Regions from separate parts of the Homo sapiens genome. Here regions 1 and 2 are each linked to region 3. Evidence: chromatin loops called from intact Hi-C (ENCODE). Cell type or tissue: ascending aorta. All regions are shown on one strand. Each heading gives the region's core, and the rest is flanking DNA. Links, peaks and the distances in the headings are about the cores only. Region 1 overlaps LOC124902866 (a long non-coding RNA gene). Region 2 holds the start of LOC105369623 (a long non-coding RNA gene). Region 3 overlaps VWF (von Willebrand factor).

Region 1 (9,417 bases), core at 1,362-9,361, 56 kb after region 3:
TATTGTACGTGAATGTTCACAGAAGGTTTTTTTTTTTTTTTTTGAGAGAGAATCTCGCTCTGTCACCCAGGCTGGAGTGCAGTGGCGCGATCTCGGTTCATGCCATTCTCCTGCCTCAGCCTCCTGCGTAGCTGGGACTACAGGCACCCGCCACCACCATGCCCGGCTAATTTTTTGTATTTTTAGTAGACACGGGTTTTCACCGTGTTAGCCAGGATGGTCTCGATCTCCTAGCCTCGTGATCCGCCCGCCTCGGCCTCTCAAAGTGTTGGGATTACAGGCGTGAGCCACCGCGCCCGGCCAAATGTTCACAGAAGCTTTATTTGCAATGACAAAAACTGGAAGAGGCTGGGCGCGGTGGCTCATGCTTGTAATCCCAGCACTTTGGGAGGCCGAGGCGGGCGGGTCACGAGGTCAGGAAATCCAGACCATTCTGGCTAACACGGTGAAACCCCGTCTCTACTAAAACTATAAAAAATTAGCTGGGCGTGGTGGCGGGCGCCTGTAGTCCCAGCTACTCGGGAGGCTGAGGCAGGAGAATGGCGTGAACCCGGGAGGCGGAGCTTGCAGTGAGCCGAGATCGCGTCACTGCACTCCAGCCTGGGCGACAGACGGAGACTCCGTCTCAAAAAAAAAAAAAGAGAACAAATTACTGATACACGCAACGTGGATGAATCTCCAGGGAATTATGCTGAGTGAAAAACAGCCAATCCCCAAAGGTTATATCCTGTATAATTTCATTTATATAAATTACAGAAATGGAGAACAGATTAGGGCTAGGGACAGGGGAGAGGCTGAGGGACTATGAGAGGAGTGTGGTTGTGTTTATAATGAAACCGACCCAATCATCCCATAGATAGGTTTTTTTTTTTTTTTTGGATAAGCATCGAAATTGACTTTTCTAGTCTTTGTTTTCTAGTCTTTTTTTTTTTTTTTTTTTCTTTTTTTGAGACGGAGTCTCGCTCTGTCGCCCAGGCTGGAGGGCAGAGGCGCGATCTCAGCTCACTGCAAGCTCCGCCTCCCGGGTTCACGCCATTCTCCTGCCTCAGCCTCCCGAGTAGCTGGGATTACAGGCGCCTGCCACCACGCCCGGGTAATTGTTTGTATTTTTAGTAGAGATGGGGTTTCACCGTCTTTGCCAGGGTGGTCTCGATCCCTGACCTCGTGATCCTCCTGCCTCGGCCTCCCAAAGTGCTGGGATTACAGGCGTGAGCCACCGCGCCCGGCCTTTTTTCTAGTCTTAAAGCCACCACGCCCGGCCTTTTTTCTAGTCTTAAAGCTTGAAAAACTTAATTTGTTTTATCTGAGTTCCCTCCTCAGGAAAAGACCTTCAGGCCTCTAAAAAAAAGTATCAAAGAACTGAAACTCACCAGATCACCACATCCAGACAAGGAAATGCCCAGACCCCTCATTCATCATGATTGTTTCCTTGCCCCTCCCTAGTTCCTGTTTTCGTAGGCATTGTTACATTTCTTCCCTGCTACATAAACCCTTACTTTTTGTAGGTCAGGGAGATGGGTTTGAGACTGGGCTCCCATCTCCACTCCTCAGCTGCAGGATTAAAGATTTTTTTCTGGCCAGGTGCAGCGGCTCATGCCTCTAATCCCAACACTTTGGGAGGCTGAGGCAGGCAGATCACCTGAGGTCAGGAGTTCGAGACCAGCCTGACCATCATGGAGAAACCTCGTCTCTACTAAAAATACAAAATTAGCCGGGCATGGTGGAGATGCCTATAATCCCAGCTACTCAGGAGGCTGAGGCAGGAGAATTGCTGGAACCCGGGAGGCAGAAGTTGCGGTGAAGCGAGGTCACGCCACCGCACTCCAGCCTGGGCAACAGAAAGAGACTCACTCTCAAATAAATACATACAGACAGACAGACACCAGCATGACATTACATAGTGTAGCACAGCTTTGCCTAAAGGGAGGGGAAAAAAGGTGCAAACACCAGGCTAATTCAGAGAGGAGACTTCTCTTGCTGGGTGTCTCATTCCCAGCACCCTCATCCAGAAACCTAAATTCAGAATCCCTGCTACCTAGATTTCCCGGACCTACTCTACAACCGCTAGTATTTATTTGGTATCTGGGCTAGGCTCTTGGGATATGAAGGTGAGTGAAAAAACACACCATTCTCTGCCCTCATGGAGCTTATGATCTGTTGACAGGACCGACATTAATCCAAACAAATTATAACTACAAACAGTGATGAGAGTAAGACACGTGGTGCCAGGGAGGCATACAAGTAATAGATTCCCACCCAAACTGAGAGGGCCGGGGGGTGTGGGCAGAGAAGTCCTCCCTGAAGAGGTACAACTGAACTGAGTTCTATGGGATGAGTAGGAGTAAAGCCAGGCAAAGGTTGGTGGGCACACTTCAGGCCATGGGAATAGCACGTGCAAAGGCCCAGCTGCAGGAGGAGGCTACCTACCAAGACACTGAAAGACAGTCTGTGGCTGCAACACAGATCAGGGGAAGCATGGTGGACGACAGGGCTGGAGAGGTAGGAAGGGGTCAGATGAAACGTTACTCCTTTCTGCGATGCATTTTGGTTTTCAGGGCAATTTCCCAGACCAGACTTCATTAGAGCCTTACGCTACCACCATGAGTTAGCAAGAGCAGGCAGTATTGTTCCCAATTTGCACATGAAGAAGTGAATGCTCAGCAAAGTTGTCAGAGGCATTCGAACCAGAATGACTCCATTTTGAGTGAGGACTAGGAAAATGAGGCTGAGACTTGCTGGGCTGCATTCTCAGAAAGTTAGGCATTATTAGCCTCTGCATGTTTACAGTTAAGGGAACAAATTAATCGTGTTTACTGAACAGGCCCAGACTTGGGAGTGTCCAGATAACCTGGTACAAAGGTATTCCTTTTTTTTTTTTTTTTTTGAGACGGAGTCTTACTCTGTTGACCAGGCAGGAGTGCAGTGGCACGATGTCGGCTCACTGCAAACTCTGCCTCCCAGATTCAAGCAATTCCCTGCCCCAGCCTTCCAAGTAGCTGGGATTACAGGCGCCCACCACCACACCCGGCTAATTTTTGTATTTTTAGTAGAGACAGGGTTTCGCCATGTTGGCCAGGCTGGTATTGAACTCCTGACCTCATGATCCACCCACCTCAACCTCCTAAAGTGCTGGGATTACAGGCGTGAGCCACTGTGCCCAGCTGAACAAAGGTATTCCTAATTTTGCTTTAAAGATAATAATATCAATTCCTGCAAAATATAGTAATTAAGAAAATTAATCCTTTATCACAAACCTTGTAGCAGAGCACATCTCCCCATATATACAAGCATTGTACGTAGGTTGGATGCGTTCCTCCTCTTACTTTCGGGAACGTCCTACTGTGTCTATGGAGTGGATGTTCTTTCACCACTTTACTTCCTTAATAAACTTGCTTTGCCTTTGCACTGCGGACTCACCCTGAATTCTTCCTTGCTCGAGATCCAAGAACCCTCTCTTGGGGTCTGGATCGGGACCCCCTTTCCTGTAACATATTTCTGGCGAACACAGAAGGCACTATAGTACAGAAACCCTGACCCAACGGCTACCTTTGGGTAAATGGTGGAGTCCTGTAACAAAGTGACTTGCCAGAGGCCACGCAGCGAGGGAGTCAAACAGCCTATGCTTACTCCTTGCCCTCCAACTCCTGGCCCAGTGCTCTCTGCTCCCACTGCCTATTCCTGATCCTGTTCAGTCTTCCTTATGGTTCAGCTCCCAAATCCCAAAGTGAAGGCATCAGGTCTCACAGTTGGAAAGGACTTTAGGGAAGGACACCTCTTCTAGGATTCTCCCAATTTGCATCTTGCAAAACTGAAGGACCCCAGGGTCTCTGGCTGAGCTCTTCCTGATTTACTCTAAGATACAAGCAAAATCCTTTTAGTTCAGACTTGATTGGTGGGGAAAGGCCTTGGGATGATGTGAGCTGGACCAAGCAATCCCTGCCTATAATTTCATTAGTCCACAGTTCCAGGCTTCTACTTTGAGACACAGAAAATTTCTCTTGTGAACCAGGCCACATCCTCTCACAGGAGGCTTTTACTCACACATTCACACGCCGTGAGAACTTTCTCCTTGTCTCTGTGCCTTCCTGAAACATAAGTATCATTAACTATTTAAAATGGACTTTCATACTACAGATGGTGAGTTGATTTAAGGAAAATACACTTATCTTATTCCTCTTCCTCAAATACTACAGGACAAAGTTTTCTGTTGTTCTAAATTTTTGGCTTCTCTCTGTGAAACTGAATTACCTGCTATAATTTGCACAGAAAATGTAATGCATCCCCCACTGTGGGCCTTGAGCAAGCTGCCACCTTCAAGCACCTTCAAGCCATTCACCAAGGATGGAACCTCTTGCTCAAAGAAGAAAGCCAAAGTGTTTAAGATACTGACCTGTAGCAAGCAAACAGTGAGACATAATCACACTCTTGACTTGAACTAATAGCGTATATATTTTATCACAAATCTTGGAAATGACAGAAGTCTTGGGCTGGGCGCAGTGGCTCATGCCTGTAATCCCAGCACGTGGGGAGGCCGAGGCGCGCGATCACCTGAGGTCAGAAGTTTGAGACCAGCCCGGCCAACATGGTGAAACCCTGTCTCTACTAAAAATACGAAAATTAGCTGGGCGTGGTGGCTGGCGTCTGTAATCCCAGCTACTCAGGAGGCTGAGGCAGAAGAACTGCTTGAACCCAGGAGGCGGAGGTTGCAGTGAGTGGAGATTGCGCCATTGCACTCTAGCCTGCGCGGCAGAGCAAGACTCCATCTCAAAAAAGAAAAAAGAAAAAAAAAAGTCTCAGATAGAGTCCTGGAGGTCTGAGGCTCTATCTGCTTCCTCCTCCATCTTGAGAAAGTGACTGACCCTCTCTGGCACTCTTTTACCCAAAGTAGCCAGGGTGTGTGTGGTTTGTAATTTTTTTTTTTTTTTTTTTTTTTTTGAGACGGAGTCTCACACTGTCGCCCAGGCTGGAGTGTAGTGGCGAGATCTCGGCTCACTGCAAGCTCCGCCTTCTGGGTTCCTGCCATTCTCCTGCCTCAGCCTCCCAAGTAGCTACGACTACAGGCGCCCGCCACCATGCCCGGCTAATTTTTTGTATTTTGTTTAGGGGAGACGGGGTTTCACCGTGTTAGCCAGGATGGTCTAGATCTCCTGACCTCGTGATCCGCCCACTTCGGCCTCCCAAAGTGCTGGGATTACAGGCGTGAGCCACCGCATCCAGTCGTGTGTGTGTAATTCTTATCTGTGTTTTTAAATGTGGATTTCCAGCTTCACTTGGAAGACTGGAAGTTGTTGGAAAGGCGGGTCTTCTCTCTTGGGATGGGCATGTTCTCTCCAGTTTCCAGTCCCTTCTACACCCTATCACATCTCCAACATGAGGTCCAAACCAGTTGTCATTTATCTTTTTACTTACTTCGTCTTTTTATTGAAGTACAAAAACATTTCTTTGTAGCACTTCTCTATCAAGAGGGGAAAAAAATAAGACACACCAAGACAGCTGTAAGTTTCAAGAAAAATAAGAGGCCGGATTCTTTGTAGAAGCTGAAGAATATTCCTCTGCAATTGGTTGGCTTCCTCAGTGGTTCGGCTTCAGGATCCCGCAGAGGTTGGCTAAGGCCCAGTCAGCCAAAGGCGCCAGCACGACTGGGACTGGAAGATCCACTTCCAAGACGGCTCATGCACGGTGCTGCCCAGCTGGTGCTGTAGCTGGCAGGAGGCCTGGATTCCCTGCTGCACTGGGTGACCAGATTTTCCCAGAGCAAGAGTCCAAGAGAGAGAAAAATGAAAGATACAAGGTTTTTTTATGATCTGGCCTCAGGAGTCTTATTTCCACAATATCCTATTGGTTATACAAGTCAGCCCTACTCAACATCAGACTACACAAGGGTGGGACTGGTGAAATAAGATTCACTGGAGGGCTATCTTGAAAGGTGGATACCACATAATTCCATGACGTTTATAAACGACATACCTAAAATATAAGGACATGAAAGTGTTTGAAGCAAAGCTGGAGTAGTTGTTAGTAATATGGGACAAAATAGACTTTGGGGAAATAAAGCATTATTATGGCTAGAGAATGACATTAAATAATGACAAAAAATACAATCTACTAAGATTATTATAAACCTAGTAAAATAAGAAGATATGATTATAAAACTAAAAAATAAGCTTAATAAAATAGGTTTAAAATATATAAATTATAAAAATTAAAAGAACCCAGGGAGAAGTTGCCATATTTGCCATCATAGTGGGAGATGTCAACACACCTCTCTCCGTTACTGTTAGATCAAAGAGACAAAAAATTAGAAAAGACAGAAAATTTGCACAATACAATTAATCAGCTTGATTTATTGGGCATAGATAGAATTCTCTACCCAGCAATTAGGGATGACACATTTGGAACATATATAAAAACTGACCAGGCCGGGCGCGGTGGCTCACGCCTCTAATCCCAGCACTTTGGGAGGCCAAGGCAGGTGGATCACGAGGTCAGGAGATCGAGACCATCCTGGCTAACGCGGTGAAACCCCGTCTCTACTAAAAATACAAAAAAATTAGCCGGGCATGGTGACAGGCGACTGTAGTCCCAGCTACTCAGAAGGCTGAGGCAGGAGAATGGCATGAACCCAGGAGGTGGAGCTTGCAGTGAGCCGAGATCACGCCACTGCACTCCATCCTGGGCGACAGAGTGAGACTGTCTAAAACAAAACAAAACAAAACAAAAATAAACAAAAAAAAACTGCCTAAGTACTAAACCACAAAGCAATTCTCAACAGATTTCAAAGAATCAGTATCAATGTGTTTCCCTGCATAATACATTTAATTAGAAGCAAATAACAAAATATAATTATGTTTTATTCCCATATGGCTAGAAACTTCTAAATATATTTCCAATTCATGGTCAAAGAAGAAATCATCATGAAAAATGTAAAATTCAGTCTATTCTGCTATAATGCATATAAAATGCAGAATATTATCAGTTTAATATGAAAGTCATATTAGTTCCTATTATGAACTAATACATAGGTGCAAACTTTCTGATAATTGAAGAAACCTTTAAAAACATTTTTTTTTTGAGACGGAGTTTCGCTCTGTCGCCCAGGCTGGAGTGCAGTGGCGTGATCTTGGCTCACTGCAAGCTCCGCCTCCCGGGTTCACACCATTCTCCTGCCTCAGCCTCCCGAGTAGCTGGGACTACAGGCGCTCGCCACCACGCCCGGCTAATTTTTTGTATTTTTAGTAGAGATGGGGTTTCACCGTGTTAGCCAGGATGATCTTGATATCCTGACCTCATGATCCACCCACCTCAGCCTCCTAAAGTGCTGGGATTACAGACGTGAGCCACCACGCCTGGTAAATACATTTTTAAAAGCCAAAAATTTTTCACAGTTGATCTTCTTTCATGCATATAATGGCTGGTGTAGGGCCTTGAGAACTGCTAGACTTCCTACTATGTGAAGGTATCTACAGAAGCTTCAAATATAGGTCAAGAAGCAATGAAGGTATTTCTGTTTTACCCTGATGTATTAAAAAATCAAGAAATCTAGTTACTAGATCATGTTTTTAGTTTTGTTTGTTTGTTTGAGATGGAGTCTCGTCCCGTGGCCCAGGCTGGAGCGATATGGTGCAATCTCAGCTCACTACAATCTCCACCTCCCAGGTTCAAGGAATTCTCCTGCCTCAGCCTCCCAAGTAGCTGGGATTACAGGTGCCCGCCACCATGTCCAGCTAATTTTTTTTCTTTAGTAAAGATGGGGTTTCACCATGTTGGCCATGCTGGTCTCGAACTCCTGACCTCGTGATCTGCCCTCCTCAGCAATCCAAAGTGCTGGGATTACAGGCGTGAGCCACCCCGCCCTGCCTATGTTTTTAGTTTTAATGAAATTAATCACTATTAGAAACAAATGCCCTCAAAGACCTATTTCTCAAAGCTGGAATCGTAAATCTCAGGACTCAAAACTACAAAGAATTGACTGACGATGGTGCTGATGAAGGGATACTGGTCAAAACTTAATCACATGGCCATATCTACCTATGAGGGAGGCTGGGAAATATAATCTTCAGTTTTGTATCCAGCTAAAAACTGGGGTTTTGTTGTTAAAAGTTAGAAGGCCAGAATAACCATTAGAGAACCATCAGTGGACTCTGCCACAAAGAAAATTAGCTTTAATTCAGATGATGTCTCCAATACAATTTTGACTCCAAAACCAGACATGAGCAGTATAAGAAAAAGAAAATCCCTGGCAAAACTTACTCATGAACATAGGTGCAAAAGTCCTAAACAAAATACTCGCAAGTGAATCCAACCGTTTTATTAAAAAAGAGAGTGCGTTATGACCAAGTTTTATTTATTCCAGAAATTTAGGGTGGTTTTCACATTTAAAATTGTATCATAATCATATACTACATTAACAAATTAAGGGGTAAAAATATAGGCATCTCCATAGCTGCAGAAAAAGCATTTGCCAGATTTACTTATTCATCATAAAAACTCTTAGTAAACTAGGAATTAAAAAAAAAAATTAACCTAATTAACAAAACGTGTGACTCATCATTCTAATAAGGAAATGTAAGAAATAGAAGATCAGTTCCCTTAAAAATAAAAAAAAAGACAAAGATGCCAACTCTTGCCACTTCCATTCAAGCTACATTGGAAATTCTGGGCAATGAAACAAGAGAAGAAAAATAAATGAAAATCATAAAGATCAGAACTAGGGCCGGGCGCGGTGGCTCATGCCTATAATCCCAGCACTTTGGGAGGCTGAGGCGGGCGGATCATGAGGGCAGGAGATCAAGACCATCCTGGCTAACACGGTGAAACCCTGTCTCTACTAAAAATACAAAAAAAATTAGCTGGGCGTGGTGGCAGGCGCCTGTAGCCCCAGCTACTCAGGAGGCTGAGGCAGGAGAATGCTGTGAACCCAGGAGGCAGAGCTTGCAGTGAGCCGAGATCACACCACTGCACTCCAGAGACTCCGTCTCAAAAAAAAAAAAAAGACCAGAACTAAACAACTCTCATTAATGACATACAATATCATTGTCCCAAAAGAATCTACACATAAAATATTGGAAATCAGTAGACATTTTGGCAACATCAGATATAAGATGAATATTTGAAAATCCACTACATTTCTATATACCAGCAACAGAAATATAATTGTAAAAAATTGTAAAAAAAACTCATGTAACACACAACAAAACTATAAGTTACATAATAACAGATCTAAAAAAAAAGATGCTCAGGATACATAAGAAAAAATACAATATTTATTAGAAGGCATTAATTAAAACCTAACTAATATGAGAGTTATACCATGGATATTTAGACTCAATATCACAACAATGTCAGCACTGTCCAAACTGAGATATAGACTCAATACAATGCCAATCAAAATTACAAGTTGATTCTGATATATGCAAC
Region 2 (10,596 bases), core at 1,528-9,527, 88 kb after region 3:
TAATCCCAGCACTTTGGGAGGCCAAGGCGGGAGGATTGAGCCCAGGAGTTCAAGACCAGCCTGGGCAACATACTGAGACCCCATCTCTACAAAAATTTTAAAAATTAGCCAGGTGTGGCCGGGCGCGGTGGCTCATGCCTGTAATCCCAGCACTTTGGGAGGCCGAGGCGGGTGGATCACGAGGTCAGGAGATCAAGACCATCCTGGCTAACACGGTGAAACCCCGTTTCTACTAAAAATACAACAACAACAACAAAAAATAGCCAGGCGTGGTGGTGGGCGCCTGTAGTCCCAGCTACTAGGGAGGCTGAGACAGGAGAATGGCGTGAACCCAGGAGGCGGAGCTTGCAGTGAGCCAAGATCACGCCACTGCACTCCAGCCCGGGCGACAGAGCGAGACTCCATCTCAAAAAAAAAAATTAGCCAGATGTGGTGGCACTCACCTGTGGTACCAGCTACACAGGAAGCTGAGGCAGGAGGATCACTTGAGCCCAGGATGTCGAGGCTGCAGTGAGTCCTGTTCATGCCATTCTACTGCAACCTGAGGAATTGAGCAAGACTTTGTCTAAAAAAAAAAAAAGTAAAATAATAAAAAGCAAGCTCTGAAATTAAAAATAAAACAAATAAACTTAACTGTAATCTTCTTGGTGACTAGAGAAGCAGTACTCCAAGTGACTTGAAAGTACAAAATTCAACTGTACATCCCTAGTGCATTCTATCTCAAGGAAGAGAAGACATGGGGAAAATTGTAAGTGTTTTCAATGATCATATCATTGAAGATAATGCTGGTATTGTCATTCCGGAACTGCCGAGTATGTACTGCGGGATAAAGCAAAGGCCTGCGTATGTTCTATCATCCTTAGGGTACTTAAGACTGAAATTCTTGACATGAGACAAAGGGGACACAGGTGTGAGATAGAAGAGGTTAAGTAAGAACTTCATAGTCTTGAGTTTGAATTGGAAATATCAGATTTTATGGTTAGTTATGTAGCAATTGTGGACCGATACCATCGGTCTTTTACGATCGAAGGGATTCATCTTCCCCTACCGCTCACTCCCCCATCTACCCAATAAATCACCAGAGCTCTACAGCTCTAATTCAGAACTCCTCCCAGCTCTGACCCTGCTCTCCAGCCCGACTGCCACTGCCTCGATGACGGCCCACCAGCCCTGACCCGCACTTTGTTTTTTTTTGTATTTTCAGTAGAGACAAGGTTTCACTATGTTGGCCAGGCTGGTCTTGAACTCCTGACCTCAGGATCCGCCTGCCTCGGCCTCCCAAAGTGCTGGGGTTACAGGTGTGAGCCACCGTGCCCAGCCCTGACCTGCACTTTTAACAGTGTCTTTGCTAGCATTGCTGCCTCCATCTCTCCCCAGCTCCAGTCTCCACCATCACCAGGATGATTTTCCCCACCAAATGCTGACTAAGCCATACTCCTACTGCATCAAGCAGGATTCCAGAGAGAAGTGAAACACCCAAAGGGGTTTTCTAAAGAGAGCTTAAATCAGGGATGATTTACAGTGATGGGGGTAGAAGTGGTGAAGCACCCAAGGACCAGCCACAGCTGAAGCCTTTACCACCTACGCCTGCCTGGTATCTATCACCAGAGTCAATGCCACCTGGAGCCAGGGGAGGGGGAGCCCGACAGGAGCTGTGGTCGCAGAGGAAGGCAGCTGCCGTCAGAAATGGGACAAGGCAGTGGGAGACAGACATCCCTGTCTCTTTCTCTTCCTGCCCGCCAACCAGTGGGCAAAGGAGCCTGGCTGGAGCAGTCTGTAGAGATGTCAGAGGAGGATAGAGAATGGAGGGGCTAGGGGAGACAGGGCAAACTAAATAGCCAGCACACCCACTTAAGGCCACTATTCACTCCCCATGCTCTCAGGAGCAAGCCCAGGTTCTCCGGCATGGCATACCAGGCACGCATGAGCCGACACACTCTCTCCCTACGACCTTGGTTCCTGCTAGTGGCCTCCCACCATCCCCATGCCCAAGTGACAGTTACCCCCAGACCTGCATAGCCCTCTCACAACTTCCCACCTTGCCAGACCCTATTCCCTCTGCTTGTATCACACCTTCCCTATTCCACCCTCTCCCCTTCTTCACATGTCAACCTCCTATTCACCCTTCAAGGCTTTTTTCTGATGGCATCTCCTTCATTCAGCCTTCACCAAGTTCTGCACTTAGAGTATCTCCTCTGTTCCCACAGCCGTCTACACAGGCCTCATCGGAGCAGCCATGGCCTTGTTCTAAGGCTGTTCACTTGTCTGTCTCCCTGTCCGTACCGCAAGCTCCCTGAGGTCTGAGACTGGGTCTATTCATCTCTCCATCCTCGGCCTAATGGTACTAGACACATAGTCAGCCCATAAATATTTATTGAATCAACCAATGAATAAAAGAGAAGACTTTTGTGTCTTTGTTTCCCATTCCTTTTTTCCCCCACTCTCACAATGGAGAAGCGTCATGGGGCAGGAATAAAGAGAAAGAGGAATGTGTGCCCCATATTCACTCCATACTCTCCTCTCCCCATCCAGTTCCAGGCTCTGCCTTATACAACAAGGGAACCTTTCTCCTTGGCCTTTCTATTGCTGGACGGTACCAGGTTTGACTCAGGGGACCTGAGGAAAAGGCTTTATCCCCCAGAATGCCTGCCCTGACCCCACAGAACCAGGGTTGCCTGAAGCAGCCCCAGCCAGACTTTCTGCAGTGGGAGCCGTCTCATCCAGGAGACGCCACACTGCTCATCCTGGTCAGAGGCTGGTCAGAGGCTGCAACTGCCCCTGGCTATTCCAAGAACAGGCAATTTGTCAAAACGTCTCTGAGCAGGCCCCAGGGCCAGCCACTCCTTCCCTCCTCCTTCCTTCCCCATCCATTCATTTACCCGTAGGTATTGAGTGCTCCCAAGGGCCCAGGACTGGCTTCCCGGACTTCCAGTCCAGCAGGAGAGACACATTGAGCAAGTAATAACAAGTGTGACGAGGCTATAGGGAAGACAGAAGGAAAAGGAGGCCATGGAGGGAAGGAGCAACCAAGAACAAACGAAGGGAAAAAGGCAAAAGCAGAAAGAGGCGTCACAGGCCAGCCCCTCCCCACTCTTCCCTGCATTCCAGAAACCAGAGGGCCTGGAGAGGAGGCACCAATGAGCCACAGAGATGCATTGTATTCATTTTCTGGGGCTGCAGTAACAGAATGCCACAGACTAGGGGGCTTACACAGCAGAAATGTACTGTCTCACAGCTCTGGAAGCCAGAAGCCTCCAGGCTCCTTCTGAGCACTGTGAGGGGGTCCGTCCCATGCCTCTCCGCTGGCATCTAGGGGTTTGCTGCAGTCTTTGGCATTCCTGGCTTGTGGATGGCATTCTCCCTGTCTTCAATCAGCTTCCCTTTGTATGTGTCCCTCTACACATGGCATTCACGTGTGTGTTAAAAGTTACCATTTTTAAGTAGTTCAGTGGCCTTGAGTGTATCCACAATGTTGTGTCACGTTCCATCTCCAGAACTTTCTCATCATCCCAAACGGAAACTCCACATCCATTCAACACTGACTCTCCATACCCCATTTCCCAGCCCCTGCTCACATCTATTCTACCATCTGTTTATGAATTTCACTATTCTAGGCAGCTCCTTCATGGAATCACACAGTTTGTCCTGATGTGACTGGCTTATTTCACTGAGCACAATGCCTTCCGTTTTCATCCATGTTCACATGGCACTATTTTATAAAGGATCCCAATCATAGAGGGCTAGGGGCCCACTCTCCTCTAGTCCAACCTCATTTTAATTTAACTAATTCCCTCTGCAGCAACCCTATCACCAACTAAGTTCACATTCTGAGGCACCGGGGATGAGGACCTCAACATAGGAATCTGGGGGGACACAACACAACAGGTGTGCCGTGACCGAGACAGAGATGGGAGGAACAGAAAAAGCCACCCTGACAGGCAGCATGGGAGGGGTGATGAGCAAGTTCTTGTTTTGTTGACCCTTAACCCCTCTGTACTCCCTACAGGAGCCACTTCCCTGGCGTGCTTCCCCAGCCCGGCTGACTCACTGGACAGGAAAAGGAAGGGCAGGAATTCAGGCCGATGAGCCAGGGACCCTCACCTCTGGCCGGGCCTGGCACAGCCTCCTGGGGAGCCCCCGCACACCAGCCCTCCCGGCACCACTCGGTGTGTCCTGCCTGGCTGATGGGCAGCCACGTATGCCCCACCCTCCCCTGACCGTGCCCACTTACCCAGGGGCCCAGCTGTCTTGGCTGGCAGGCTTCCATTGCAAGTCACTCCTCCATCCACACAGATCACTCACGTCCCTCATTCCGTCCCTCGTTCCACAGAGCGTGTTGACACCCACTGCGGGGCAGGCCTGGCTGCAGGCCTGGAGATGCAACAGCAGCAAAAGGAGCAGCCCCTGCCCCAGGAGGCTCCCATTCAAGTGAAGGAGGCAGACGAAAGGCCACAACAGTCGAGTGCACACTGTCAGATGGCGATGAGGGCCAAGGAGGCACAGCAGCAGGGGAGGGGATAGGGAAGGCCCCGGTGGGCTGGGCTGCGTGAGCCACCTCTGACAAGGGTGCCTGGGAGCAGAGGCCCAAAGGATTGGACAGAACCAGCCATGTGGATCCTGGGGGAGAGGATCCAGGCTGAGGAAGCAGCAAGGGCTCAGGCGAGAGCGGGAGTGCCCCCATCCTTTCCAAGAAACACCCACGAGTCCAGGGTCTGTGTGTGTGTGTGTGTGTGTGTGTGTGTGTGTGTGTGTATCTATATGTGTGTGTCTGTATGAGTATGTGTCTGTATGATGTCTGTGTGTCTTTATGTGTGTGTGTCTGTGTATCTATATGTGTGTGTCTGTATGTGTATGTGTCTGTATGATGTCTGTGTGTCTTTATGTGTGTGTCTGTGTGTATCTATGTGTGTATGTGTGTGTCTGTATGTGTATGTGTCTGTATGATGTCTGTGTGTCTTTATGTGTGTGTGTCTGTGTGTGTGTCTATGTTCCTGGGTGTGTGTCTGTATGTGTGTACCTATATGTGTGTGTGTGTGTATCTATATGTGTATGTGTCTGTATGTGCATGTGTCTGTATGATGTGTCTATGTGTCTCTATGTGTGTGTGTCTGTACGTGTGTGTGTATCTATATATGTGTCTGTGTGTCTGTGTGTGTGTGTGTGTGTGTGTGTGTGTGTGTGTTGGGAAATGGCAGTGGCAGGTGCACTATATGGTGGAGACACTGGGTTTTAGGCTTTAATGAGTTTGGGTTTTACCCCCAAGAAACTGGGGGTAAAAGAGGGAATAAAAGCAAAACATCCCATGCCCTCAAGGAACGTCTAGTCCAGGATTAGAAGTGGGGCAGTCCCAGGAAGGAGCCATCTTGACAGTGAATTCACGCGGAAGACGCGTGAACCCAGCTGGCCTGGAGAGACAGAGGTGCTTTGCAGGGCATGGGGAAGCCAGCAGGTCCCAGTCGAGAAACCTGGTTTTCTGTCTGGGTTGGTTGAAGACTCTTTGTCCCAGAAGGAGTCGCTTGTTTGCTTGTTCATCTTAAGTTTAAATTGAGAGAGGTTAACGGCTTTTGCCTCAGAAGGCAGGCTGGCCTGGCAGGGTGTGTGTTGTGAGGTGCAGAAACACATCTTCCCCAGCTGGCCTCACAGGCCAAGAAGCAGATAATGTCTTCCTTCTGCCAGCTTCCCCGCAGCTTGGTTTTCCTGGGACAGTTCCTCCGCTGGAGGAAGGGACAGGGGATGGGGACAGGGGATGGAGGAGGAGTTGGGGAGACCCTTCAGAGAGTGTGGCAGAAACACGTGTGTACAGGCTGGCACACGAGTCACAGAGGCAACAGGGTGGCTGCGGGGAGAAATGTGAGCAGAGCTCATGCAATTGTCGTGAGTGAGTGCGCTCTCGCGGCTCTAAGGATTTGGGAAAACAACTTGCAGATCCAGGCATGTTTACGTAGGGAGGGGTGCCGTGTGCTGGACCAGGTCCAGAACTAAAAATAACACAGTATTTCTGTGCCCAGCAAGAGCGCTAGCATCTGTGGGGTTTGCGTGGTGGGAAGAGTGTGGTTTCAGCTGAACCAGGCGCAGTGTGACCAGAACAGTAGGAGGGAAGGCCAGGCCTGGGTGGGAGGCCCCAGGATGGGCGGGGGAAGGACTGAGGGCGAAGGCCATCCCAACTCGCAGCAGAAAAAGCCTCCAGGCGGTCACGGGCTGCCCATCTCGTGAGGCCAGATGTGGGTCCTCCTGCATATCTGAAACAGCACAGAGCATTGGGGCAGCCTCCAAACCTCCCCTATAAGGAGCAGTTAAGGGATCCAGAGGGCGTGGCCTGGAGCAGAGAGAAGGGAAGCAACATGTGTGGGGCATTCACAAGTGCAGGATGCCTTCTCCGGGCTCCCATGATGATCCAGACAGGTAGGCGTTTTCCTTCCCTTTTTGCAGATTGTGAAAACAGCGTTCAAAAAAGACTCATGGGCCGGGCGCGGTGGATCACGCCTGTAATCCCAGCACTTTGGGAGGCCAAGGCAGGCAGATCACAAGGCCAGGAGTTGAAGACCAACCTGGCCAACATGATGAAACCCTGTCTCTACTAAAAATACAAAAATTAGCCGGACGTGATGGTGGGCACCTGTAATCCCAGCTACTCAGGAGGCTGAGGCAGGAGAATCGCTTGAAACCGGAAGGCAGAGGTTGCAGTGAGCCGAGATTGCGCCACTGCACTCCAGCCTGGTCAATAAGAGTGAAACTCTGTCTCAAAAACAAACCAACCAACAAACCAAAAACTCTTGTAACCCTGGGGCCACCCAGCCACAAAGAGGCAGGGCTGGGACAGGCCCCTGCAAGTCTCCTCTGGAAGGCCAAAGGGCTGCTACTAGGAAGGGGTGGCAGACTCATCCCATGTGGCTTCAGAGGGCAGGACATGGACAAAGGTTATGGGAAGGGAGGGAAACTTTCCAATAACCAGACTGCACAAGAGTGGAGTGGCCTGCCTCAGGAGGGGTAAGCTCATGCAAAAGCTGGCTGTTGGGGACATTGGGAGGGACTCTGAAGGTCACCACCACTCTGAATCAATGCTGTGTGGGAGGATGCCAGGGTCCACTGGACCCATGACGTGCCTTTAGCGTGGGAAGCAGGGAACCTCAACTTTGGAAAGAGTGAGGGCACAGTGATGTCCAGCCACTCCCAGAAGCCGTCTGTTAATAGAGCAACCCCTCGGGCGGTGTGCAATCCTAATGACCAGCCCCAGGACATTGGAAACAGGGTCCTGCTGACCACAGTCTAGGAGACAGGGCTGCACACAGACGGAACCAAGCACACAAGACGAGAGAGGGTGTGTACCGCAGAAACCAAGGGCTCATTTATGTGCTGCGTTCTCAGTCTGCAAGGAGTCAGAAGAGAGGACAGTGAGGCCAGGAGAACTCAGGGAACACTCCTTGTTGTAATCATCACAGTTATGTAACTCATATTACCAGCTGTTCTTTCGTGAGCATTCTCTATGTGCCAGGCTAAGTGTTTTGTATGCACTGTATGATTTAATCCTAGAACAACACTATGAAGCAGGAGCTCTTAGTATTCCCCTTTTACAGATGAGGAGGCAGGCTCAGAGAGGTGATGTAACTTGCCCAGAATTATATAACTAGTGTGTGGCAGAGCCTGGACTCAAGCCCAGATCTGTTGGACTCCAGACCCCGTGTAGAACCATAAGGAACTGATGCTGCTTCAATTTCTGCACTGATACGGAAATCTCTCCGAGATATCATGCCGTTGTTTTCTATTGTTGCTATAGCATATTATCACAAGTTTAACACATATTTATTGCACACTTCTGGAGGTCAGCAGTCTGACATGTGGGTCTCACTGGGCTAAAATCTCAGTGTGGGCAGGGCTGTGTTCCCCTCTGGAGGCTGCAGGGGAGAATCCCTTTCCTTGCCTTTCCCAGCTTCTAGAGGCTGCCTGCATTCCTTGGCTCCTGGCCCCTCCTCTGTCTGCAAAGCCACCATTGTCATGTCTCTCTAACCCTTTGTCCCAGTTCCCTCTGACCACAGCCAGGAAAGATTATCTGACTTTAAGGATCCATAGGATTAGATTGAGCCCACTTGGATAATTCAGGATACTCTCCCCATCTCAAAGTCCTTAATCACATCTGCAAAGTTCTTTTTGCCAAGTAAGGTAACATGCACACCTGGCAGGGATTAAGGTGTGGTCACCTTTGTGGGGGCCATTATCCTGCCAGCCATATAAAAAGGAGAGAAAAGAGGCCAGGCGCGGTGGCTCACACCTGTAATCTCAGCACTTTGGAAGGCTGAGGCGGGCGGATCACCTGAGGTCAGGAGTTCAAGACCAGCCTGGCCAACATGGCAAAACCCCATCTCTACTAAAAATACAAAAAAATTGGCTGGGTGTGGTGGCTCACGCCTGTAATCCCAGCACTTTGGGAGGCCAAGGCGGGTGGATCACAAGGTCAGGAGATCGAGACCATCCTGGTTAACACAGTGAAACCCCGTCTCTACTAAAAACAAACAAACAAAACTCTACTAAAAAAAAAAAAAAAAAGAGAGAGAGAGAGAAAAGAGCAAGGTGCCGAATCAGTAGCAAGGTGCTTCTTCTGGTGTTAAAAAATTCTTAAATGGGGAGAATAACAATATATACTAGTATTTGCATAATGAAGGATACATTAAGGAACCAGTATTGGGGAAGAGCTAGCCTGATGGGGACAAGACTGGATGGAGATTTTTGCTGTCGTTATGCAAGTGTTCAAACACACGCAAAAGTAGAGAGAACAGTATAATGAATCCCATATACTCATCGCTCAGCATCAACGATTTTGCATTCTTATTGCATTTTATCTCTCCACTTTTTGGGAAGGGGACTGAACAATTTAAAGCAAATCCCAGACATCATATCATTCTACCCATAAAAACTGCAGCGTGTATCTCTAAGAGATACGGTTTTCTCAGAAACATAACCATGGCCGGGCGCAGTGGCTCATGCCTGTAATCCCAGCACTTTGGGGGGCCGAGGCGGGCGGATCACGAGGTCAGGAGATCGAGACCATCCTGGCTAACACGGTGAAACCCTGTCTCTACTAAAAATACAAAAAAATTAGCTGGGCGTAGTGGCGGGCGCCTGTAGTCCCAGCTACTGGGGAGGCTGAGGCAGGAGAATGGCGTGAACCCGGGAGGCGGAGCTTGCAGTGTGCCGAGATCGCGCCACTGCACTCCAGCCTGGGCGACAGAGCGAGACTCCGTCTCAGAGAGAAAAAAAAACAAAAACAAAAAACACATAACCACAATGCCATCATCACACGTAAGAAAGTTAACAATATTTCCTTAACATCATCTAGTCCTTAGTCCATATTTAAATTTCCCTAACTGCCTACAAAACCTTTTTTTTAATAACTGGTCTGTCTGCATCAGGATTCAAGAATCAGGCCCACACGTTGCCCTTGGTGGACAGAACTCCTAAATCTCTGTTACAGATTAACAGTTTCCAGGAGAAACACGTTTCCCTCTCTTGTATCTTTATTTTTCAGTTATATAAACAAATGATCTATTTTTAAATGAAATTTAAAATAAAAATCTAATGCTTCATGGAGATAAGGCTCCCAAGGGGTCCCAAAAAGTGGTGGGTGAGGGGAAGCCTCAGTGGAGCTCTGGGCTGGAGCGGATGGGAGGCAGAAGGCCCCACCAAAGCTACACGTGGTGAACAGACTTGGGGAGTCTAGGCTCTGACATTCTGGCTTCCTGGCCTGCTTGGAGGTGGGTGGGGAAGTGGTGGGAATGCCAGCGATACAATTTAGCCCTGAGGAAAGTCCCCAAAGTCAAGAGTGCTGCAGTCACTCTATGTGGGTAGGGTGGGAGAGCCACAGGAAACCCACCATCCCTCCATCAGAGCCATATCACACTCCTAGACCCAGGTGTTAAACCAAAGCGTGCCCAGATTGGACAACCGGGAAAAATGGAGATGCGCAGAATGTGCAGGACGGGGGAGGGGTTGGCTAAACTGGAAGTCGGGAGGTCCAAGTCCTACTCTAGCTCTGCCACCAGCCACCTGCACAGTCCTGTGAGAGCCACCTCTAAACACATTCCCTCTAGTAACCACGGCTGGGAGAGGTGGAATGGCGAATAACATCTATTAGTGTTTGCTTGTATTTGCATAAAGAAGGGCACAATAAAAACCGAAGCAGCATCAAATGAGATCCTGGGTATGGAAAAGGGAGTGTCAATTAATATTGTTAACAGCCAGATCCCAAAACCCCAATCCTACCAAGTTCCCAACATTATCCCTAATTTAAGAGAGGAGTTCTGCAGGATGAATAGGAGTTTGCTGGAAACAAGAAAGTTATTGTAGAGAAAGAGAATGACAGGGTCAAAAACAGAGAAATAGGAAATGAGCCCAGTGAGTCCAGAGAATTTAAAAAAATGCAAAATACAGGGCGGGCGCATTGGCTCACACCTGTAATCCCAGCACTTTGGGAGGCTGAGGCGGGCAGATTGCCTGAGGTCAGGAGTTCGAGACCAACCTGACGAACATGGTGAAACCGGTCTCTACTAAAAATACAAAAACTAGCTAGGCCTGGTGGCAGGTGCCTGTAATCCCAGCTACTCA
Region 3 (8,000 bases), core at 1-8,000:
TTGCATTCTCCCTCCCCTTTGTCTCCAGGAGACAAACCTCCCAGTCTCCCTCCTCAACCCGACCTCAGGATCAGGTTCTCCACTTGAGAATCCTGTCTTTACCTCCCACTCAGTATGGATAAATGAGATCATTCCTTTGTATTCCGAGGGTAGGGAACATTTGTCAAGTACTTACTCTGCACTGGGCTATGTTTGCAAAATAAAATGAGACCAAAAATAATAAATCTTTGAAGCCATGTTTCAGTATTAGAGGTACCTCCACAGCCACCCTGACCCCACCTCACCCACTGAAGCACCCACCACCTCCCCTTCATCTGCCTGGAGAACACTGAAGGGCAGCCGAGGGTGACCCACCTGCCAACAGCACAACTGTATGTTTGGGAAAAAAAGAAAGAAATTATGAAAATCTGTCCTCTTTTTTCTTTTTTTTTGTTTGAGATGGAGTCTCGCTGTGTCACCCAGGCTGGAGTGCAGTAGTGCAATCTCGGCTCACTGCAAGCTCTGCCTCCCAGGTTCATGCCATTCTCCTGCCTCAGCCTCCCGAGTAGCTGGGACTACAGGCACCTGCCACCACACCTGGCTAATTTTTTGTATTTTTAGTAGAGACGGGGTTTCACCATGTTAGCCAGGATGGTCTCAATCTCCTGACCTCGTGATCCACCCACCTCAGCCTCCCAAAGTGCTGGGATTACAGGCGTGAGCCACCGTGCCCGGCCGAAAATCTGTCCTCTCTTACACAATACCTCGAGTGCACTCAATTTGAAATCCATCTGGGTTCACAAACCGCTCTAGAAGGAAGGCTGGTTCCTGTCACTTACCCACTTGGAGGTGTGGAGATATCTGGGCACCTTGTTTTCCTTCTAACCTCAAGCTGTGCTCGGCTACCCAAAAGGAATGGGTTATAGTTGCGAGGGGGAAGGAGAAAAAGAATGCGTGTTGAAACTTGTGCTTAAAGCCCGGCGTGTGCTTGTCCTGCTTCTGCCGGCTCCCATTCTCAAGGCAGGGGCACTCCAGCGGAAAACACGGGACAGTGGGAGAATATGGGGAGCCAGCTAACAACAACTCCTCCTCCTCCTCCTCCTCCTCCTTCTCGTCCTCCTCCTCCTCCTCATCATCATCATGGCTCTTAACAGTTGAGCCCCACTGGGCTAAACTCTATACATATTATCCCTCTCTTACCTTTTCAGTGACCCAGCAGGTACTATTTCTGCTTTACAAATGTGGAAACTGAGGCTCTGCAAAGGCACTTGTCTTGCCCAGATTCACAAAGCCAGTAAGTGAGCTGACTCAAACCCACACCCTTAGCACCACGCTCACGCCGAGGCCCAGGGTGAGAGACACTCAAGGGGCTATCAAGGGTATGGTTCAGGCATTTAGAACTTTGACTGCAAAGAAGAGGAAACTCCTCCCTTCCACAAGACAGCACCCTCCCCTCACGTGCTAGAACTCAGTCCGCCTTTGTTAGTGCCGGTACTGGGCTAGGATCCAGGTGATGCAGACTTTGATGGACTAACCAGAGGACCTAGCACCACCAAAGTCCAAGGGAAAAAGTCTTTTGGAATGTACTTGTTTATAAGGTGGAGATTGTCTGTTCACAATTTAGGCAGCTGGATTTAGCATCAACTCAGAATATTTTTCTGGGTCTGACATTCTCCTTGGTCAGAGGTCAAATTGTTCCATGAAGATGAAGACTCACTGAATTAATAACCAGCTAAAACGAAGCTTCCTCGTGTTACCGTGATGGGGGGTGGGTGGGAGGAGGGAGATGTGGGTGTGTTTTATTTTGTTTCTGGAATAGGAGAGGGCTGGGTTTCTCTACTTATGTACTTACTTAGATAAATCAGATTTCTACAAGTAAAGGAGTCTGGATTATTGTGGAGGTCACAATCCCTAGATAAATTACACCACCAATTTCCATTCATCCACCCATCCAATATTTATTAAGACCTATTATATACTGTCTCTATAGCCCAATCCACAGAAACACATAATGAAAGAGTTTTGGTTTTGGTTTTGTTTTATAGACAGGGTCTCACTCTGTTGCCCAGGCTGGAGTGCAGTGGTGCAATTGTAGCTCACTGCAGCCTCTACCTCCTGGGCTCAAGTGATCCTCCTGACTCAGCCTCCTGAGCAGCTGGGTCTACAGGTATGAGCCACCGCACCAGGCTAATAAAGGGTTTTAGAACTTAAAGAAACCTTAAGAACCTGCAAAGCCCAACTCCCCAAGAGAAACACAAGGGCCCACTGGTAGAAATAACTTGAGTAGCCTGAACCAATGTGACCCGAACAGGAAAGGGAGGGAGCCAGGCAGGGCATGAGTCCTGGCTCTGCACCTTGCTAGCTGGCGACTTGGGGCAGCTACTTAACCTCCTATGGCTTGTTTTCTCATGGGATGAACAAAATCACAGAGCACCTGCCCTACTGCTCTGCTGATGGGCTGCGCACTCGGGTGACTGCAGCATGCACTCACGCTCTGCAGAGTGGCCCATGCCCAGACAAAGGCAACTGTGGCCTGTCGCGTCCATCATGACCATGGTCCTGGGTATAGGCAGGGGCCACCCTCTTTGTGCATGTTTGTAGGTTTTCAGAAAAAAATAAAATCCTAAGCCCCCCTACCGACTAAACGGACTCCCCCTTGGCCAAAGGGACCCCAGAGAAATATTAAAACTGAGTTCCTGGCCATGATAGGATGGGAGGTTGAACACCCCTCCTTATACCCTCTCCCTCGCTAACCACCATTAGACTTTCTTTCCTAAGAGTTAAACAGAACTGGCCCAGCAGGGACTCCCTTCCCTTTTTGCGGGTTTTTTTTTTTCTTTTGAGACAGGGTCTCACATTTTCACCCAGGCTGGAGTGTAGTGATGCAATCTCAACTCACTGCAGCTTCTGCCTCCCAGGTTCAAGCCATCTTCCCACCTCAGCCCTCCCATTAGCTGGGATTACTGGTGCACCACCATGCCCAGCTAGTATGTGTTTGTCTGTGTGTGTGTGTGTGCACGCGCGTGTGCCACCATGCCCAGCTAGTGTGTGTGCGTGCGTGCATGCCACCATGCCCAGCTAGTTAGTGAGTGAGTGAGAGTGTGTGTGTGTGTGTGTGTGTGTGTGTGTGTGTGTGTGTGTGTGTGTGTGTGTGCTGACCAGCATTCCTTCCTGGTAAGAGACCACCAACCACGGAATGGTTCTGGCTGATTTACAGAGGCTGTGCACAAGATGCCTCTGTGTCCTCCATTTCACCTTTTGACCTATAGAGGCTAATTTTAATGCATTTAAATGTTAAGTCTCCATCCCAAAATGAATGTGGGACATATGTAACATGTATGTTTGCTTACTGTATATGCAAATGCCTCCTCCCATTATGAATATTCATAGCTCCTCCCATAACCTGTTAAATATGTACACTGAGCCAACCCTTTTGGAATAAGTTTCTATTCCACCCCTTTCTCCCTTGAAGTGCCTGCTTTCAGTTTCTACCAGAGGCTACACTTCCCAGCCTGCAGGATGGCCAGCCTGCAGGCCACAACTCTGAATAAGAAAAGCTCTCCTCTCTAAGTTTATGAACCTTGTGATTCTTCAGTTGACATTTTTGACAGTGTGGTTGCTCTCTGGATAAGGGCAGGAAGGTGGTGCTGTCAAGCAGAGCAGCTTTGTAGAGGGTGTCGGGGCACAGCGTAGGTGTCGGGGCACAGCGTAGGTGCCCATTCAGAGCCCGAGGACTCATCCACCAGCTGTCCAGTGTTGGCTGCCAAGGGCTCACCACTGAGTCATTCCTCAGGAATGGCCCTCAGCCCAAGGGAGTTCCACCTCCTTACCCAGGGCAGCCCACATCCAGTGACCAACAGGGGCCACTCCACCTTCCAGAGCTCCTTGAAGGATCAGCTGAGGCCCCGCTGAAGCTCTATCAGTGCTATCACAAGCAGTTCAACTTCTCCCACTGCCCAACTCTGCTTCTCTCACTTCCTAACCAAGGCTGCTCGAGAGCTCCCCAGTAAACCTCCTGCATACAAACGTCCCGCCCAGGGAGGCTGACTCACAGCACCACCAAGGAACCTTGCTCCTCAGATGATGAGTCTCTGAGCACAATCCCAAAAGGGCAACAACCCCTGTTCCCCACAGGAGTCCAGCTTCACAGCTGCACCTACCTCCTCAGCCCAAGTCAGCCTGTTCCACAGTGGGGAGGGAATTACCCATTGAGTGAGGTCTTGCCCCACATAAAGCATTCTTGCCCCAAACACCCACACACAGAGAGGCACAAAGACCATCTTTACCTGTGGCAGGTGAAGGCAGAGTGTGGTCTGGCCACCCCTCCCCACCTCCCCTTCTCTCCAGTGTGAGGTCCTGGTGAGTGAGATCATGAATGGCAACTCTGATGCAGACAGAGCTGCTACAAGGCTACCTTGTAAGTGGCAACAGGGCTCTGTGGAAGGGGTGGGGCAGTCCTCCCAGCCTTGTCAGGGTTGGCAGGCATTAGCACACACAGGAGAGGAGAAGGCCATGTGACCACAGAGGCAGAAATTGAAGTCATGAGCCCAAAGACAGGGAATGCCGCTGCCACCCAAAAATGACGGAAGCAAGGACCTAGAGCCTCTGGAAGGAGCAAAGCCAGCCAACACCTTGATCTCAGCCCAGGGAAACTAAATTTGGACCTCCAGCCTCCAGAACTGGGAGAAAATAAATGCCTACTGTTTTAAGCCATTGAGTATGAGATAATTTGTTACAGCAGCTTCAGGAAGCCATCCTGACATCCAAGCTATGTCACTTCAGGCACAGCCTCTCACTCAGACTCCCTTCAGTGTCTGCAACTATAAAGTAGTTTTCCTTCCAGCTGAGCTGGTATAAGAGGAGGCTTTCCCTCCTATTTCTAGTTTACAACAGCCACTTAAGAAAGAAGTGGCTTTTTTCTATCGGTAAAATTTCAGACACCTAGCAGGTGATGATGGAGATATTTGGGGACAAAAGAGGGCACTGGAGTCTAAAACAGAAAAGCATAGTTACTTATTGCTATGGTTCAACTGTCTACGTCCTCCAAAATCCATGTGTTGGAACCTAAACCCCAAAGTGACGCTATTAAAAGGTGGCGCCTTTTAGGAAGTGATGAAGTCCTGAGGGCTCTGCCTTCGTGAATGGATTAGTGCTCTGATAAAAGAGGCAGATGAGAGCACTTCAGTGTACTTTTTTTCTTTTTTTTTAATTGAGACAGAGTCTGGCTCTGTCACCCAGGATGGAGTGCAGTGGCACGATCTCAGTTCACTGAAACCTCCACCTCCCAGGTTCAAGCAATTCTCCTGCCTCAGCCTCCTGAGTAGCTGGGATTATAGGCACATGCCACCATGCCCAGCTAATTTTTTTTTTTTTTTTTTTTTTGAGACAGAGTCTCACTCTGTCGCCCAGGCTGGAGTGCTAAGCTCCGCCTCCTGGGTTCACGTCATTCTCCTGCCTCAGTCTCCCGAGTAGCTGGGACTACAGGCGCCCAGATGGTTTCGATCTCCTGATCTCGTGATCCACCCACCTTGGCCTCCCAAAGTGCTGGGATTACAGGAATGAGCCACAGGACCCGGCTTCAGGTCACAGCAAGAAGGTCCTTGCAAGACACTGAATGCTGGTACCTTGATTTTGGGCTGCCTAGCCTCCAGAACTATAAAAGATAATTTATGTTCCTTAAAATTACCCAGTCTCAGGCATTTGTTATAGCAGCACAAATGGACTGAGACACTACACCAAGTCATTAGCCCAGACTCATTTTTAGAGCTTCAGGCTCGAGATGTATTAGAATTAGACTCTAGCCACAGTTAGTTTTGGAGGAAATGGCCCTGCGTAAGTCCATTCCTCCCCCAGATGGAAGGATATGAGACTGAGTCCTTCTGTCTTTTAGATCCAGAAATCACACACCATCCAGGTGCACCCAGGCCAGTCCACACCCACCTTCTGCATTTCCCCAGAGGAGATGTTGCATGAGCTGCTGGGAGGAGATGCCCGTTCACACCACTGTTCTCCACTGCTCAGAGCCCATGAGTTGGCAAAGTCATAAGGGTCCGAGGTCAAGGTCCCTGTGGAGGAAAGTTTCAGGAAAGTAATGCTTCAGTTATGCCTGTCCCAGAACTTCTGGGTGAAAATTCTAGGTCTGCTGGTGGTTTTGTGTGTTTTGTTTTAATTTTTTATAAAGAGACAGGGTCTGGCTATGTTTCCCAGGCTGGAGTGCAGCGGCTATTCACAAGTGCAATCCCACTACTGAGCAGCACAGGAGTTTTGACTTGACCCATCTCTGGCTTGGCTGGTTCACCCCTCCTCAGGCAACCCAGTTGTCCCCCACTCCCCAGGAGGCCCCCATATTGATGCATAGTGCTCTGCAGCCCAGAACACCTGGGCTCAAGCAATCCTCCCCCATCAGCCTCCCCAGTAGCTGGGAATGCAGGTGTGGGCCACCACACCAGGCTCTAGGTCTGTTTTTACCTGAATCAAACTTGTATTAAATTAAACAATAAGCATGCATACAGTGCTCAACCTAACACCACAGGGCATGGGCATCAGAGCTCAGCAGACGCTTGGAGACTGAAGAAGGATGGATGGATAGATGGATGGATGGATGGATGGATGGATGGATGGATGGATGGATGGATGGACGGTTACAATTACGATGAGGGAGATGAGGTGAAAGATGATGAGGAAATGCCCTTTCCCTGTCACTTCTCCATGCCTTCATGTGCCTTTCTCCCTCCATGTGGAATGTTCTCCTCCCCCTTATTGCCTTAACTATCTCCATTCCTTCTTCAAGATGCAGCTCAAGAACCACTGCCTCCAGGTGTGGTCCTGGTGAGTGAATGGTCCTTTCTGAACAGCTCTACTCCCATTTCGCACCCCAGCCTGTATGGGTGTCACCTTCCCTGTGCCCCATGGCACCTGGGCATCCCTCTACCAAAACACTCATCACCTTTGGTTTGTATTCTTTTTGCTCATATTCATCTCCCATTCAACTGTGAGCTCCTTACTTAAGGGTATGGGCTGTGTCTCTTATCTCTAAATTCTTATACAGTGGATTACGAATGCTCAAAATATTTTTGCAGAATGAAGGTAAGAATATGACATGGAACCTAAGCCCAGTCCCCAAGTCACTGCATACTCCAGGCTCTCACAGCATCTGTGCTTTAGTACTTATAGTGCTCATGCTACTGTCAGCTACTCACAATAGACTGTGAGGGCCTCGTGGACCTACATGGCCTAGTGCAAAGTAATTGCGTAATCTGTATTACAAAGGCAGTATGAGACTACTACCTTTGCAGTATTGGGATGAGCAGTTTTCTGCATAGCCAGGCCTGGAAGAGAGAAGTAGGTCTCAAGGTCAAGTAATGCATTTGCAAATAGTAAATAAACTGTCCCCAGGGAAGGAAAATATAAATGAGACCTTGGAATATAGTCAGTTGGTATGTGGGGGTTTGATAGGCAGAAAAAGATCCCCCCCACACCAAAGATATATTCACTTCCTAATCCCTGGAGCATGTAAATATTATCTCATATGGCAAAAGATGTGCTTGAGTTAGGGATCTTGAGAGGAAGAGTTTCTCTTGGATTACTTGGGTAAGCCTAAATGCAATCACCTGTATCCTTATAAGAGATGGGTAGAGGCCGGGCACGGTGGCTGACACCTGTAATCCAGCACTTTGGGAGGCCAAGGAGGGTGGATCACGAGGTCAGGAGATCAAGACCATCCTGGCCAAGATGGTGAAACCCCGTCTCTACTAAAAATACAAAAAAATTAGCCAGGCATGGTGGCACGTGCCTGTAATCCCAGTTACTCGGGAGGCTGAGGCAGGAGAATTGCTTGAACCTGGAAGGCGAAGACTACAGTGAGCCGAGAATGCACCACTGCACTCCAGCCTGGTGACAGAGCATGACTCCATCCCAAAACAAAAGACAAAACAAAACAAAACAAAACAAAAAAAGACATGGGCAGAGGGAGACGGGCAAAGACACACACACAGGAGAAAGCAATGTGAAGACAGAGGCAG

What was found. Peaks named below come from ENCODE experiments on the same cell type or tissue, not always from the same donor. Only the 100,000 strongest peaks of a DNase experiment are listed, where the experiment ranks them.
Region 1: it touches region 3 in a loop (1.9-fold over the local background); 5 of 110 quality-filtered maps call a loop at or near these places.
Region 2: a loop joins it to region 3, with 1.9 times the contacts of the local background. A loop is called at or near these places in 7 of 110 quality-filtered maps.

Annotation. Positions count from the first base shown.
Region 1 is chr12:6,144,360-6,153,776 of GRCh38, forward strand. It overlaps LOC124902866 (a long non-coding RNA gene), which reads right to left. Exons shown (of 2, transcript XR_007063189.1): 2 at 5,393-5,726. Among named protein-coding and RNA genes, the nearest start is that of VWF, 24 kb to the left of the region's middle. In ascending aorta, for the core only: no CTCF peak of the experiment used is centred there; a DNase peak (open chromatin) is centred at 5,672; H3K27ac peaks cover 927 bases.
Region 2 is chr12:6,176,368-6,186,963 of GRCh38, forward strand. It overlaps LOC105369623 (a long non-coding RNA gene), which reads right to left and starts at 4,664. Exons shown (of 3, transcript XR_931588.3): 1 at 4,232-4,664. RefSeq lists enhancers at 3,761-4,331, 6,790-6,969. In ascending aorta, for the core only: no CTCF peak of the experiment used is centred there; DNase peaks (open chromatin) are centred at 4,054, 6,074, 7,145 and 7,624; H3K4me3 peaks cover 583 bases; H3K27ac peaks cover 7,202 bases.
Region 3 is chr12:6,089,541-6,097,540 of GRCh38, forward strand. VWF (von Willebrand factor) reads right to left here. Exons shown (of 52, transcript NM_000552.5): 6 at 5,920-6,044. It also overlaps the pseudogene RN7SL69P. Among named protein-coding and RNA genes, the nearest start is that of VWF, 31 kb to the right of the region's middle. RefSeq lists enhancers at 3,702-4,298, 4,299-4,894. In ascending aorta, for the core only: a CTCF peak has its summit at 3,844 (motif pointing right); DNase peaks (open chromatin) are centred at 3,771 and 4,494; H3K27ac peaks cover 1,807 bases.